Linked DNA regions of Homo sapiens: region 2 is linked to region 1. Evidence: read pairs that join two places in POLR2A ChIA-PET (ENCODE). Cell type or tissue: Panc1. All regions are shown on one strand. Links, peaks and the distances in the headings refer to the core of each region. The heading gives the core; the rest is flanking DNA.

What was found. Peaks named below come from ENCODE experiments on the same cell type or tissue, not always from the same donor. Only the 100,000 strongest peaks of a DNase experiment are listed, where the experiment ranks them.
Region 2: POLR2A ChIA-PET joins it to region 1 with 10 read pairs; 2 of 35 experiments call an interaction of 5 or more read pairs at or near these places.

What each region holds. Positions count from the first base shown.
Region 1 is chr11:3,461,964-3,469,532 of GRCh38, forward strand. It overlaps the pseudogene ENPP7P15. Among named protein-coding and RNA genes, the nearest start is that of ZNF195, 87 kb to the left of the region's middle. In Panc1, for the core only: no CTCF peak of the experiment used is centred there; no DNase peak of the experiment used is centred there.
Region 2 is chr11:3,624,549-3,632,117 of GRCh38, forward strand. It overlaps the pseudogene TRPC2. Among named protein-coding and RNA genes, the nearest start is that of ART5, 14 kb to the right of the region's middle. In Panc1, for the core only: no CTCF peak of the experiment used is centred there; a DNase peak (open chromatin) is centred at 2,958.

The DNA of each region.
Region 1 (7,569 bases), core at 2,005-4,504:
CCTGGGTGAGGTGGGCCAAGCTGGGAACTGGGTTAGGAGGGAAGCTGGGGAATGATCTCCAAGGTCTCAGATCCCAAACTGGCTTTAGCCTGATTCACCCAGAGGGATCTCATAAAAAATGCACATTCCGGGGCCCACCCCAGACCTAATGAATCAGAATTACCTGGGAAGGAGCCTGGGGAGCTCTGTTTTCAGAAGCAGCCCAGCCAAATCCTATGGTCAGACAGGGCTGGGAAACCGAGCTCAGTCTAGCGCGGTAGATCCCAAACTCGTCTGTGCTTCAAAAAATACAGATGCTGATGTCCAGGCATGGTGGCTCATGCCTATAATCCCAGCAGTTTGGGAGGCTGAGGCGGGAGTATCGCTTGAGCCCAGGAGTTTGAGACCTGCCTGGAGAACGTAGGGAGATAATGTCTCTATAAAAAATTTAAAAATTAGCCAGGCGTTGTGGTGCCCGCCTGTGATCCCAGCTACCGTGGAGGTTGAAGTGGGAGGGTTTCTTGAGCCCAGGAGTTGGAGGCTGTCGTGAGCTATGATTGTGCCACTGTACTCCAGCCTGGGTAACAGAGCGAAGCCCTGTCTCAAAAACAAAACAAAAAACTGATGCTATGTCCCATTCCGGAGGTTGAGGATTAATTGTTCTTGGGTGTGGCCTGGGTTTTGGAAGATTTAAAAAAAATCCCAGGTGACCCTAAAGTGTAGATGAGTTTGGAAACCACACATCGAAGGCACACTTGAATGGGGGAGCAGTGAGGTGGCGTGGGCCAGCCGGCCAGAACCCAGGGGTGGGGCGGTAGGAACCAGCATTGCAGAGGCCATTAAGGCTGGAAAGCATAGTGTCTGGGGCCCATAAAAATGTTTCGACATGAATGCTTTAGACCTAAGACAATTGGCTTCTAAATGTGCAAACTGCAAGGCTGAAATGAATGCTTGTTTAATGCTTTACAACACTGTCAAGTGGTCAGCTGCAACTCCGTTCTGAGGGCGTGATGCCTGAGAGATGCCTGTAATGGCGGTTGATTTTAATGAATTTAATATGGTGTGGAGTGGGGCCTTCAAAAGTAAAGATGTCAGTTCTGAGTTGGTTGCAGGGGTCTGGGCAAAGGTCTTAAAACCCCATGGTGAGCAGATGGCCAATCCTGAACACCCCAATTTTAAAACAGGGCTTTTTTTCCAAGAGACCTTTTGAAAATAGCTCCTATTTTGAGGGGAGGAACCCTGGCAGGAGAGAGCCAGAGTTAAGCCCAGCTGAGAGGGCGTTGGCAGGCAGGGGCCTGCCTGGTCCTCACTGAAGCTTGGTACTCAGGGTGAGCTTCCTAAACCAGTGCAGATTTGCCGGCCCACTGAGCCTCGCGATGAGAACCTGCATTTCAACAAGGTCCTCAGTGCAGCAAAGTTTGAGATATACTGGGCTAGAACACCCAGGGGACACAAAGGTTCTCTGAAAACTAAGGAAAATAGGCAGGGTGTGGTGGCTCATGCCTGTAATCCTTGTATTTTGGGATGCCAAGGCGGGCGGATCACCTAAGGTCAGGAGTTTGAGACCAGCCTGGATCAACATGGTGAAACACCATCTCTACAAAAAATACAAAAATTAGCTGAGTGCGGCCGGGCACAGTGGCTCATGCCTGTAATCCCAGCACTTTGGGAGGCTGAGGCGGGCAGATCACGAGGTCAGGAGATCGAGACCATCCTGGCTAACACGGTGAAACCCTGTCTCTACTAAAAATACAAAAAAATTAGCCGGGCTTGGTGGCAGGTGACTGTAGTCCCAACTACTCGGGAGGCTGAGGGAGGAGAATGGCATGAACCTGGGAGGTGGAGCTTGCGGTGAGCCGAGATTGCACCACTGCACTCCAGCCTGGGCAACAGAGCCAGACTCTGTCTCAAAAAAAAAAAAAAAAAAACAAATTATCTGGGTGAAGCGGCAGGTACCTGTAGTCCCAGCTACTTGGGGGGCTGAGACAGAAGAATAGATTGAACCTGGGAGGCAGAAGCTGCAGTGGCCCGAGATCGCACCAGTGCACTCCAGTCTGGTGGCAGAGTGAGAATCCATCTAAAAAAATAATAAATAAATAAATAAATAAATAAATAATAAAAATAAATACTGGGCTAGAAGACCCAGGAGACCCGAAGATTCTCTCAAAACTAAGGAAAATAATCTAGGTCACAAATATATTCTCTTTCTCCTTCTCCCCATTGCCCCCCTCCACCAGTAATCTTTATAGACTCAAATCGAGTTGATGTTCTATAATCAATTCTAGTCACTTTTATTTATATTTATTTATTTTAGAGATGGGGGTCTCACTATGTTGCTCAGGCTGGTCTGAAATTCCTGGGCTCAAGTGATCCACCCACCTCGGTCTCCCAAAGTGCTGGGATTACAGGCATCAGCCACTGCACCTGGCCGTCACTTTTATTTTTGATGTTCAAATTATAAGCTAATGCCTGTGAGACCATAAATTCTTTTTATGCACTCAATACATTTTCGTGTTTACCTTACATTTTTATTATGGAAAAATTCTGTTTTTTCCACTTGTTTCTTTTTGATAATGAAGCCCTCTGTGCCTATCACCAGCCTCAGCCGCCATCATCTCATTACCAAGCTGGGTTATTTTGAAGCAAATATCTTCTAATATTTAGCCGGTGTTCAAATTTCCCTAACCATCCTAAATGAATGTTTAGAATAGTTGTTTCATTGGAAACAAGGTCAAAAAAATACATTTTAGATTTTTAGGCCAGTCTTGAAAGTAATTGTAAAACCATGTGTGGGGTAGGAGGTGGGACTAGCCTCTCAAGGTGGGGCCTGGATACCAGACCCAATTGAGGACTAGCTAAGACAGATTCCACAACGAATAACACCAGGAGGTGGGAATATTAAGGTCCATTGTGAAGGATGGCTACCACAATTATTTGATCAACTAGTTATCAACCCTGACTGCACCTGAGAGAGATTTGTTTTTGCTTTTTTTTTTTTCAGAGACAGGGTCTTGCTATGTTGCCCAGACTGGACTGAAAATCCTGGGCTCAAGTGATTCTTCTGCCTCAGCCTCCTGAGTAGCTGAGACCGGGTGTGTGCCACTGTGCCCGGCAAGATTTTAAAAAATACGTATGTCCGGACACCACTCTAAACCAACTAAATCAGAATCAGATAGAGTGAAGTCATTAATCATTTTGCTCCTGGGTCTTCATGAAAGTTTTGCTCCTGGGAAACTCCTGGGAATGTGGTAGAGAGAGAGAGAAAGAGATGGGAAAATAAGATTTTAAGAAATGTTGCTATGCATTTTGATAATAATTTTTCTTTGGTGTTTGTCTTGAGGGACGGCGGTAAACATTTCAATTGCCTTTAAGTATGCTTGCATGCTGGAATGATGGTTCTTTGAATGCAGCATCAAACTGGCATTGGGCCACATGGCAGCCAGCATGAGCCTTTATGCCACATTTATAAAACATGAATGTCATGAACCCACTCTCAGGGACCTTACAATTTGGAGGGTTAGGTCAGATCCACAAATCTCTTGTATCTCATCATAAAGGAAACCTGGCGTGTAGCAGGAGATGGCGTGATAACCATAACATATTGCATGATCAATATTTGTATCTTCTTAGCAATATTAAACTTTTTGACTCCCTCCATTATGTCATCAATTTGCTTAATACAGTTTCTTCCTCAGCGTCGGGTTTTAGGCCTGGCATAAGCTGTTTGAAACCCAGGCAGGTACCCCGCCCATCATCTTTGGCCTAGTTAACACCTCCCCTCCCTGCGTGGTGCTTTGGAGAACCTGCTTCTTCCTCATCCCACTGATCCCAAACCCAGGACACCCCACAGCTGCTGACCAGGATTAAACCTAATGGAGATTTAATGCCGTTAAATCACAAGAAATTCTGATTCTCAGGGACTGACATTCATTCACTTAAATACTTGCAAAGTTGGCCAGGTGTGATGGCTCACACCTGTAATCCCAGCACTTTGGGCACCCGAGGTGGGTGGATCACGAGGTCAAGAGTTCGAGACCAGCCTGGCCAACATGGTGAAACCCCGTCTCTACTAAAAATACAAAAATTAACTGGTGTAGCTGTGCGTGCCTTTAATCCCAGCTACTCAGGAGGCTGAGGCAGGGGATTTGCTTGAACATGGGAGGTGGAGGTTGCAGTGAGCCAAGATTATGCCATTGCACTCCAGCTTGGGCAGCAGAGCGAGACTCTGTCTCAAAAAAAAAAAACCCAAAAATTTGCAGAGTGAATTTAGGAAACCATGAAGTCCACAGTTTGATCCAATGCCTTCCTTTTTCTCTTTCTCAAATATTTTGAGCCAGGTACTATCCTAGATTGTCTTGTGATATTTACAATCTAGGAGAAGGCAGGAGAGAGAACTAAGAACAGAGAGCATGTTCTGAGATGTCTGCTGTGTTTGCAGGTACCTTCCCTCAATTTGCCTACTCACTGGCCATGCTGGAAAACAGGTCTTGGCGCCATATTTGTACCGTGGTATTCCCCTCCCTATACTCAATTGGTTGGCCAGAAGCCCAATTGTCATTCTCTCTCTCTCTCTCCCTCTCCCTCTCTCCCTCTCTCCCTCCCTCTCCAAGATATCCAGTAACTGACTGATAAGCTGGTGGTGGGTTCTGCTGGCTGCCATGATGGACCACCAGCAAAAAGGGAAAATTGGTTGTGAGTAAGAGAAGCGGAGATAAGAAAGTCCACAGGGCTGATAAGAAAGACCATGGGCTTCCGGGCGCGGTGGTTCACGCCTGTAATCCCAGCACTTTGAGAGGCCAGGATGGTCGGATCACGAGGTCAGGAGATCGAGACCATCCTGGCTCACACGGTGAAACCCCATCTCTACTAAAAATACAAAAATTAGCCAGGTGTGGTGGCGGGTGCCTGTAGCCTCAGCTAATTGGGAGGCTGAGGCGGGAGAATGGTGTGAACCCCGAGAGGTGGAGCTTGCAGTGAGCTGAGATTGCACCACTGCACTCCAGCCTGGGCGACAGAGTGAGACTGCATCTCACAAAAAAAAAAAAAAAAAAAAAAAAAGACCATGGAATTCTGAGAGCAAGAAAGAGGAATTTTGGTTTCTGTAACTGCAGTTTCCATTCTCTCATGGCCTCTCATATGTTTCTTGTGCCCATGAGTTTTCCTGTTAGAGATAAGGTTTGCTCCTTGTCCTCAAGCTCATGCAAATGGGTTTCTGTTTCTTACAATCATTGTTCCCAGATATGGATGGTTACTGATGCTCTGCTAAATGCTGAAAAAAAGCAGAGTGGAAGCACAGAAAAGCGGGCTTCTCTGAGGGGGTGACGCTAGAGCCCAGTTGGGAGGCAGGAGTAAATGTGCACCATGATATTTTAGGATTAAAACCAAGTATCTCACTGCTTGGGCACATGTAGATAGAGGTGATTTAACAGTAAACTGTCCCAGTGGTACCCATTGTCAGTTATCTCACCACAGGGATTATGTAGCCCTGAGTTTGCTTAGTGCTTATTTATTTTAGGTTGTTGTTTATCCAAACCTCCTAAATGATACGTGTTTGGAACAAGTAACAGCATCGTTCATTGATGTTGTGGACAAACCACTATTTTATTACTCAAGACTGGGTAATTTTTAAAGAAAAAGAGGTTTAATGGGCTCACAGTTCCATGTGGCTGAAGAAGTCCCGAAATCATGGTGGAAGGAAAAAGGCACGTCTTACTTGGTGGCAGACAAGAGTGATGAGAGCTATTTTGGTCATTGTTCACTGGCCATAGAATTTACTTCTATATTTTGAACTAAGGCAAGAGCCAGGCACACAAGACGGTTACAGGTCCGTCTTTTGTTTTTGATGATGATGATGATGATGATGATGATGATGACGATGATGATGAAATGGCTGACATGGTTGATGACTTGCTTTTTCTCATCATCTCAGACCTAGATTTTTGGCTGGACTATTGGCTTGGGATAGATGAAAATCATTCCTTGTATCCCCTTATCTTAAAGTCAAGACTGAACCAGCCTCCAGACTCAAGCCTTCATGGGACTTCAGATACCATGAGGAATGGGTGTCCCTGCAATATTGTCTTGGCTGTCAAAAGTGTTATTGGAGCTGGGCAAGTGGGTCCTCTCCTGCCATTCCATCCTGCTTAGATTTCCCATTCAACACCAATCTTATTTCCTTTTTTTTTTTTGACAGAGTCTCACTCTGTCTTCTAGGCTGGAGTGCAGTGGTGGGATCTCGGCTCACTACAGTCTCCACCTCCCAGGTTTAAGTGATTCTTGTGCCTCAGCCTCCCAAGTAGCTGGGATTGCAGGTGCACACCATCAAGCCTGGCTAATTTTTTTTTTTTTTTTTTTTTTTTTTTTGCATTTTTAGTATAGACAGTGTTTCGCCACGTTGGCCAGGCTGGTCTTGAACTCCTGACCTCAAGTGATCCACCTACCTCGGCCTCCCAAAGTGCTGGGATTACAGGTGTGAGTCACCGTACCTGGCCCCATTTCCTCTTATACCATAAGTCATTGCCTGCAGATGTGTTTTCTCCATTAGTTTGCAAAAGCTTCCTGAGAGTAGGTCTGTGCCTCATTTATTCTGGAATCTCCCTGGCACAAAGCACAGGGCTTTATCCTCAGTAGGCATTCAACAAATGTTTAATATCATTCAACAGCTCCTCTTACCACTGCCCCCAACTTATTTGCAGGTGGCTAAGTACAATCAGAACAAGTAGGTATCACAAGATTTAGTCCAGAGTCAATCTGAGAAGAAATTACTTTAGTGATATGAAAAGAAGCCATGCTATTTAGTCAGAATACTTCTGAGAGTATCCCCTGTCCAAGCATTTGCTGAATTTCTATCTACTAATTTTCAGGTGGAACAGTATGGTTGCGGAGAGTCCATTTGGACATAGATACACTTTCATGCATTCATGTCTTTAACAATAATTTGTGGCCCTACTGTGTTTGTTCACTAACTCCTTTGAACCTACCACATAAGCTATATCTTTATTTTCCTTGTAATTTGGAAGGTCCAATGCTTCATTAAGCTCACATGCCTGAAACTAATGAAGAAAATATCTCGTTAACCAGCTAGTATAAAAGTAGTCACCAAATCAAGTCAATCACCTGCCTTAAATCAGCCCAGTACTCCCATGTTGAGCGGAGAAGCCCATTCTGAATCACAGTCAAGACATTGATGGAAAAACAGCTCCCTCTGGGGATCAAAACCACGCTCGCTCCAAATCCTCCTCCCCAGAGTTCTACTCATTGCTCACCCACTGAACCCAGAACAACCAGAAGTGCTTGAAATGAGGACGGGTAGCTCCTTGTACCAATCGGAATTTAAAACTGTATCAATTCCTGCTATAGAAATGAAGCGTCTCCCCAGGACCAGCATTCCACGAAGGCAGCCCTTTTCTAGATGGAGAAAACAGAACCTGAAGGCACCCGTTTCCCTAAACTGCTCTCGCTCATGTGTAAGTACAAATGAAAAATGCTGAGGCTGCTTCTGTTGGCATTGCTTTTTAATTACGGCCATCAATAAATCATTTTATCCTTGAACAAGACTTGAGAATGACCCCAAGGCAGAGACACAATTCC
Region 2 (7,569 bases), core at 1,895-4,394, 160 kb after region 1:
ATTTATTCATGTAATAAATGTTTCTTGATGCCCTATCATAAGTGAAGCCCTAAGGGTACATGGAGAAGTTTAACATGGCCCCATCCATCCAACACACATTCACTGAGCGTGCACCCTACCCTCACAGGGCATTCCTGCTCTACAGGACTGATTTAGGTTCCCGACCACATGATATTCACATTTGTCTAGGCCTTTGCTCATTCACATTTCCTGGAGCACTTGCCTCTTCCTGCACTGCCCCTTCACCTGGCTGGCTCCCACTCCTCCTTCAGGTCTCAGCTTAAATGCCACTTTTGGAGAAGTTTTCCCTGGCCCCTAAATCAGGGTGAGGGTCCATCCCTAAACACCCATAACAGTCCCTCTGTCCCCCTGCTCCTTAGTCCTAGCATTTACCACATTGTGTGAGACCCGCTTGGGTTACCCACTATGCTCCTCACAGACTGTAAGCCCTGGGAGGGCAGGGACTGTCTTATTCACCACAGGTTCCCACTGGCACATGGTAGGAGCTTACTAAATGTTTGTTTAGGCCAGGCGCAGTGGCTCACGCCTGTAATCCCAAGACTTGGGGAGGCTGAGGCAGGTGTATCACCTGAGGTCAGGAGTTCGAGACCAACCTGGCCAACATGATAAAACCCTGTCTTTACTAAAAAATACAAAAATTAGTCAGGAGTGGTGGCATGTGCCTGTAATCCCAGCTACTCGGGAGGCTGAGGCAGGAGAATTGCTTGAACCCAGGAGGCGGAGGTTGCAGTGAGCCGAGATCGGGCCACTGCACTCCAGCCTGGGGACCAGAGAGCGAGACTCTGTCTCAAAATATATATATATACATTCTTTTTCATATTTGTTTAATTTGTTCTGGGCACCAGGGACAGAGATGAGTGGACATAGTCCCTGCCCTTGAGGGGCTCCAAGTTCAGGGGGAGGCAGGGTAGAGACAGACCTGTGGAGAGAGATCCTGCAGTGCCCTGTAGTGATGGGATCACAGAGATATGAGCTGTGAGAACACAAAACCCCAAGAAATTCACTCCACCTGCTTAGGGAAGGCTACTTGGAGAAGATAACATGCGACCTGGGCCACAAAGGTGAGCTGGGCTTCCAGAAGATGTGGAAGGACATTCTAGGCACAGGGAACAAACCATGAGTGGAAAAGCATGTGATTGTATCCAGGGAATGAGAAGGGTGCAATGTGGCAGGGCCACCTAGCTTATGGGGTCCAGCTCCCAAGACCCCCAGCCCCAGGTCTGGTACTGGGCCTCACTGGAACACAGGCACCCTGAGCAGCCTGAGAATTTGGAACCCCTTCAAGTCGATACTCTGTATTTTTTAATTTTTAAAAATAATTTAATAGAGATGGGGTTTCACCATGTTGCCCAGGCTGGTCTCAAACTCCTGGGCTCAAGCAATCCTCCTGCCTTGGCCTCCCAAAGTGTTGGGATTACAGGCGTGAGCCACCGCACCCAGGCTCAAATCAATATTCTTCAGTTATTTGTCCAGTATTTACTTGATGGAGGGCACAGAGAAACAAATTTCAGTCATTCCCTCCTAATAGACAGCCTGTCCCAGGTGATACTCACATTCGGAGTATCCGCTGACTGGGATCATTGGTTCAGGTCACACCAGCAGTGTCTGCATCAGCAAGGCGTCTTTTTTATGTTCACATAAGATCACCTGTTCCTGAGTAGATTACATGTTTACATGTCATTGACTTCACCCCATAATGTTTTAGCACCTCACTGCCATTCATAGGTTACCCCTGCCTCGTAATCTAGCTCTGACATAGAAGGAGAAGTTCGGTCCCATTCTGTCCTGGCTCCCTGCCACCCCGCTTCAGGCTTCCTGTGGTTTGAGTGCAAGGAAGTGTGGATTGAGGGCCTGCGCAGTTACCTCCTGGACTGGTGGAACTTCCTGGATATGGTCGTCCTGTCCCTGTACCTGGCAGCCTTCGCACTGCGCCTCCTCCTGGCTGGGCTTGCCCCCATGCACTGCCGGGACGCCTCCCAAGCGGCTGCCTGCCACTATTTCACCATGGCTGGTGAGTGTCCCTTCAATTCAGCCCTGAATCCCCCAGTTCTTCTTTCTTGGCTCTTGGCTCCCAGCCACAGCCCCCATTCCACCCCGTGCAGAATGAAGCGAGTGGCACACCGAGGATCCCCAGTTCTTGGCTGAGGTGCTCTTCACTGCCACCAGCATGCTCAGCTTCACCCGCCTGGCCTACATTCTGCCGGCCCACGAGTCGCTGGGCACTCTGCAGATTTCCATTGGCAAGATGATTGAAGACATGATCCGGTGCGTACCGGCCCTGCTCTGAGCTCGCTCCTCTCTGTAGACTCCACTTGACTTCCTTCCAAAACTCCCCAGCTCTTGGGTAACACAGGAATCCTTGACCTGTGTTCCTACAGAGACGTGCGCTCCAAAGACCTCTGACCCCCTGAAACTACAGGCAAAATTTGGAGGGTAAGTGTATATGTTTCTGCAGAGAGGGTCTACAACTTACATCTAATTCTCAAAGAGGCCATGACCCCAGAAAAGATTAGGAACCATAGATAGCAGAAAAAGCCCTTGGTTGGGAGTTCCAGTCCCAGTTCTGTCAGTCTCCATGACCCCTCTGTGGGCCTCAGTTTTCCCATCATTAAGGAAAAAGCAGTGGACTCAGGGGTCCCTTTGGATCCCTTCCACTCAGCTCTTTGAGCCCCTGACCTTAACTGGCCTTCTTGGTGCTCATCACCTAATCATGTCCAGCAAATCCTGGCCTCTCACCTAATCAGGCCCCATAGTTAATGCCTGCCTCCCTGGGAATCCTCAGCCTGAGGTAGGACTACAGTGAGTGTCCTTGGTGGGAAAAACCTTAGCTGCATCTATTAATATTAACAACTTTAGCTCAGCTTAGCTGGAGGGAGAACCTCCCACCCCACCCCAGGAATTTTCTGGCCTCCCCATGGCAGGCCAGCTCATTCTCACATGTGACTCTGACTCTTCTGGTGATAACTCCTGTTCAGTGGGATTCTGACTCCCAGCTATCCCTGTGTCATTCCTTTAGAATCTCAGCATCTCATTCCCTCCCTGGGAGACCGCTCTGTCCTCAGCTTTGACTGCTTGGACTTAGTACCCATTAATCTTTTTTTTTTTTTTTTTTTTTTTTGAGACGGAGTCTCGCTCTGTTGCCCAGGCTGGAGTGCAGTGGCGTGATCTCGACTCACTGCAAGCTCTGCCTCCCGGGTTCACGCCATTCTCCTGCCTCAGCCTCCCGAGTAGCTGGGACTACAGGCGCCAGCCACCACACCCGGCTAATTTTGTGTGTTTTTAGTAGAGACGGGGTTTCACCGTGTTAGCCAGGATGGTCTCGATCTCCTGACTTGTGATCCGCCCTCCTCGGCCTCCCAAAGTGCTGGGATTACAGGCGTGAGCCACTGCGCCCGGCCTCCATTCTTAATAATAACCAAATTTGGCCAGGCACGGTGGCTCACGCCTGTAATCCTAGCACTTTGGGAGGCTAAGGCGGGTGGATCACTTGAGGTCAGGAGTTTGAGACAAGCCCGGCCAACATGGTGAAACCCAGTCTCTACCAAAAGTACAAAAATTAGCTGGGTGTGGTGGCACATACCTGTAGTACCAGCTACTTGGGAGGCTGAGGCAAGAGAATTGCTAGAACCTGAGATTGAGAGGTTGCAGTGAGCCAAGATGGCACCACTGTACTCCAGTCTGGCTGACAGAGCGAGACTCCGTCTCAAAAATAAATAAATAAATATATAACCTGCCGGGCGTGGTGGCTCATGCCTGTAATCCCAGCACTTTGAGAGGCCGAGGCAGGCAGATTACCTGAGGTTAGGAGTTCAAGACCAGCCTGGCCAACATGGTGAAACCCTGTCTCTACTAAAAATACAAAAAAAATTAGCCCGGCATGGTGGCACACACCTGTAATCCCAGCTACTCGGGAGGCTGAGGCAGGAGAATCACTTGAGCTCAGGAGCGGAGGTTGCAGTGAGCTGAGATCGTGCCACTGCACTCCAGCCTGGCCGACAGAGCAAGACTCTGTCTCAATAAATAAATAAATAAATAACCAAATTGAATACTTGTTGAGCAGAGAGCCAGGGAGGCCTTCATCCCTCTTCCTGGAGCCTGACTTCTCTCAAGGTGGAGACCTGCTCTGACCCTCCCACATCCCACCCCCTGCCAGGTTTATGTTCATCCTCATGATCATCCTGACCGCCTTCCTCTGTGGCCTCAACAACATCTATGTGCCCTACCAGAAGACAGAGTGGCTGGGCAAGTATGCAGGGGCAGAGGCAGGATGGGAGGTAGAGAGCCTGGGACCTTACAGCTTGGAGCCCTAGTGATCTCTCCTTTTCCCTCCCTCCCTCATTTATTCACTCAACTAATTCTCTTGTTTGCTCACTCCTTCTTTGATTCACTCTGTCACTCATTCATTTGTTCATTTATACATTCATTCGTTTACCCATTTTCTCCTCAAACTTGTTATTTTGAAAAATGTCAATCCTATGAAAAGTACAGTGGACACCCCTATATCCTTCACCCAGCTTCACCAATCGTTAATGTTTTACCACACTTGCTTCATCTGTTGCTCCCTTTATTCTATTTTTTTCCTGAAACATTTAAAAGGAAGTTGTAAATATAATGACACTTCATCCCTAAACAGTTCAGGATGTCTTTTAAGAACATAACCACAAAAGTATTATCACACTCAAAAAATTTAACATCCATATTATATATACACACACGTATACATATGTATACATACATACATACGTATACATATATACATACGTATACATACATACGTATACATATATACATACGTATACATACATACGTATACATATGTATACATACATACGTATACATATGTATACATACATACGTATACATATGTATACATACATACATACGTATACATACATATGTATACACATATATATATACATATATATTTTTTTTTTTTTTTTGAGACACAGTCTCACTCTGTCGCCCAGCTGGGGTGCAGTGGCGCGATCTCAGCTCACTGCAACCTCCACCGCCCGGGTTCAAGTGATTCTCCTGCCTCACCCTCCTGAGTGGCTGGGATTACAGGCACCCGCCACCAGGCCCAGCTAATTTTTGTATTTTTAGTAGAGACGGGGTTTCACCATGTTGGCCAGGCTAGTCTTTAACTCCTGACCTCATGATCCACCCGCCTCGGCCTCCCAAAGTGCTGGGATTATAGGCATGAGCCAGCGCACCCGGCCTCATACCCTAATATTATTTACTATACAGTCCTTATTGATATTTCCCCAATTGCCTGGAAAAAAGTCTCTCTAGTTTTAAAAATCTGATATCCAATCTAGGATCACACATTACATTTTGTTGTGCTATCTCTTTAGTCTCCTTTAATCTCGAACACACCCCGACCTCTTTGTCTTGCATGAAGAGTGTAGATCAAATTGGATTTATCTATAAATTATTGATCATAATTAGATTCAAGTTAAGCAGTTTTGGCAAGAACATGACCTAGTTGATTGTGTGTACTTTCTACTGCATCACAGTAGAAGGTGCATGATATCAGTGTGGCCTATTGGTGAGGCCAATTGCTGTAGCAAAGTCTTCATTGTAATGGTACCAGGGAAGCCCTTTTAGTAACAGGAAGCTATGTTGAGACTGTGTGACAACACTGCTCCCTCAAAACCTTTTACCCAGTGGATTTAGCATCCATAGATGATTTTTACCTGAATTGGTTATTACGGTGGTTTCAAGATCATGATTTTCTGCCTCTGTCATTTCTTCTACATTTATTCACTGGCATCCTTCTGTGAAGAAGTGTTTTCACCTACTTTCTTCTTCTTCTTTTTTTTTTTTTTCTTTTGAGACAGAGTCTCGCTCCGTCACCCTGGCTGGAATGCAGTGGCATGATCTCGGTTCACTGCAACCTCCACCTACCAGGTTCAAGCAATTCTCCTGCCTCAACCTCTTGAGTAGCTGGGATTACAGGCCTGCACCACCACGCCCGGCTAATTTTTGTATTTTCAGTGGAAACGGGGTTTCACCATGTTAGCCAGGATGGTCTCAAACTACTGACCTCTGGTGATCTGCCCACCTCGGCCTCCCAAAATGCTGGGATTACAGGCATGAGCCACCGCGTCCGGCCTTTCCTCTTTTTTGAATATCACTATGGACTCAATATGATAATCCATTACAGTCATTATTCTTTTGGGTGCTCAATTCTTCCTAAATGTGGCTAATAACTAATTTATATATTTGTTTATTCCCTCATTTATTGTTCATTCACTCTATTTATTTATTTATTTTTTGAGATAGGGTCTTGCTCTGTTGCCTAGGCTAGAGTGCAGCAGCGCGATCTTGGCTCACTGCAGCCTCCGCCTCCCAGGTTCAAGCAATTCTCCCACCTCAGCCTCCTGAGTCGCTGGGATTACAGGCACACCACTACACCCAGCTAATTTTTGTATTTTTAGTAGAGACGGGGTTTCACCATGTTGGCCGGGCTGGTCCGGAACTCCTGACCTCAGGTGATCCACCCTCCTCGGCCTCCCAAAGTGCTGGGATTACAGGTGTGAGCCACTGTGCCCGGCCCACTCACTCACTTTTTAAAATTTTTTTTCTTTTTTTTAGAGACAAGGTCTTGCTCTGTCACCCAGGCTGGAGTGCAGTGGTGTGATCATGGCTCACTGAAGCCTCGACTTCCCAGGCTCAAACCATCCTCCCACCTCAGCCTTCCTATTAGCTAGGACTACAGGCATGCACCACCACACTCAGCTAATTTTTTATCTTTTTGTTGAGATAGGGTCTTGCCGTGTTGCCCAGGCTGTTCTCGAACTCCTGGCCTCAAGCAATCCTCTGGCCTCAACCTCCCAAAATGCTGAGATGACAGCATTTCATGATGTCATCATGAGCCACCACACCCAGTCTCACTCACTTTTAAAATTCATTCACTTTCTTAGTCATTCAGTTGTTGTAGGTTTTTTGTTGTCACTGACTTCATACCTATTTACTGACACTTTCTTTTAGTAGGTTCTGTTTCCTGGCACTGGAAGCACAGGCAGGAGAAATAAACCAGACTCTTTGTCATAGAGAAGACAGCCATGTGCACAAATGAGCTCAATTTGCGACAAGTGCTGTGAGAAAGGAGAGTTTATACTGATTGTGCCCAGCGGAGGAAGCACCTTCCTCTGTCTTAGATGACCAGGGGAGGCTTTACAGAGAAGAGAGAATCTGGACTTCAGCTAGGAAGGTTACAGACTTCAGAGAAGATATAGGGCATTCTGAGCAGAGAGGGGGCATGCGCCAAAGCAGGGAGGTATATTTGGAGAACAGCAAGATGCCTCCCATAGTTGGCACATGGAGAGAATTTTGTGAAAGGAAGTGAGAGAGGGTAGCTGGGCCCACGTCAGAAGCTCAGGGAGGTCTTGGTGAGAAGCTTGGGCTTTCTCCAGGAGGCCAGAGAGCTCTAGGTGGCCTCCCAAGCAGCTGCCCAATCATAAATTCCTCATGAGTGCAACTGCCTGATAGTTTTATCGATGATGCTAAAGGACCCACACTTGGTCAAGGCTCTCTCATGGTTCC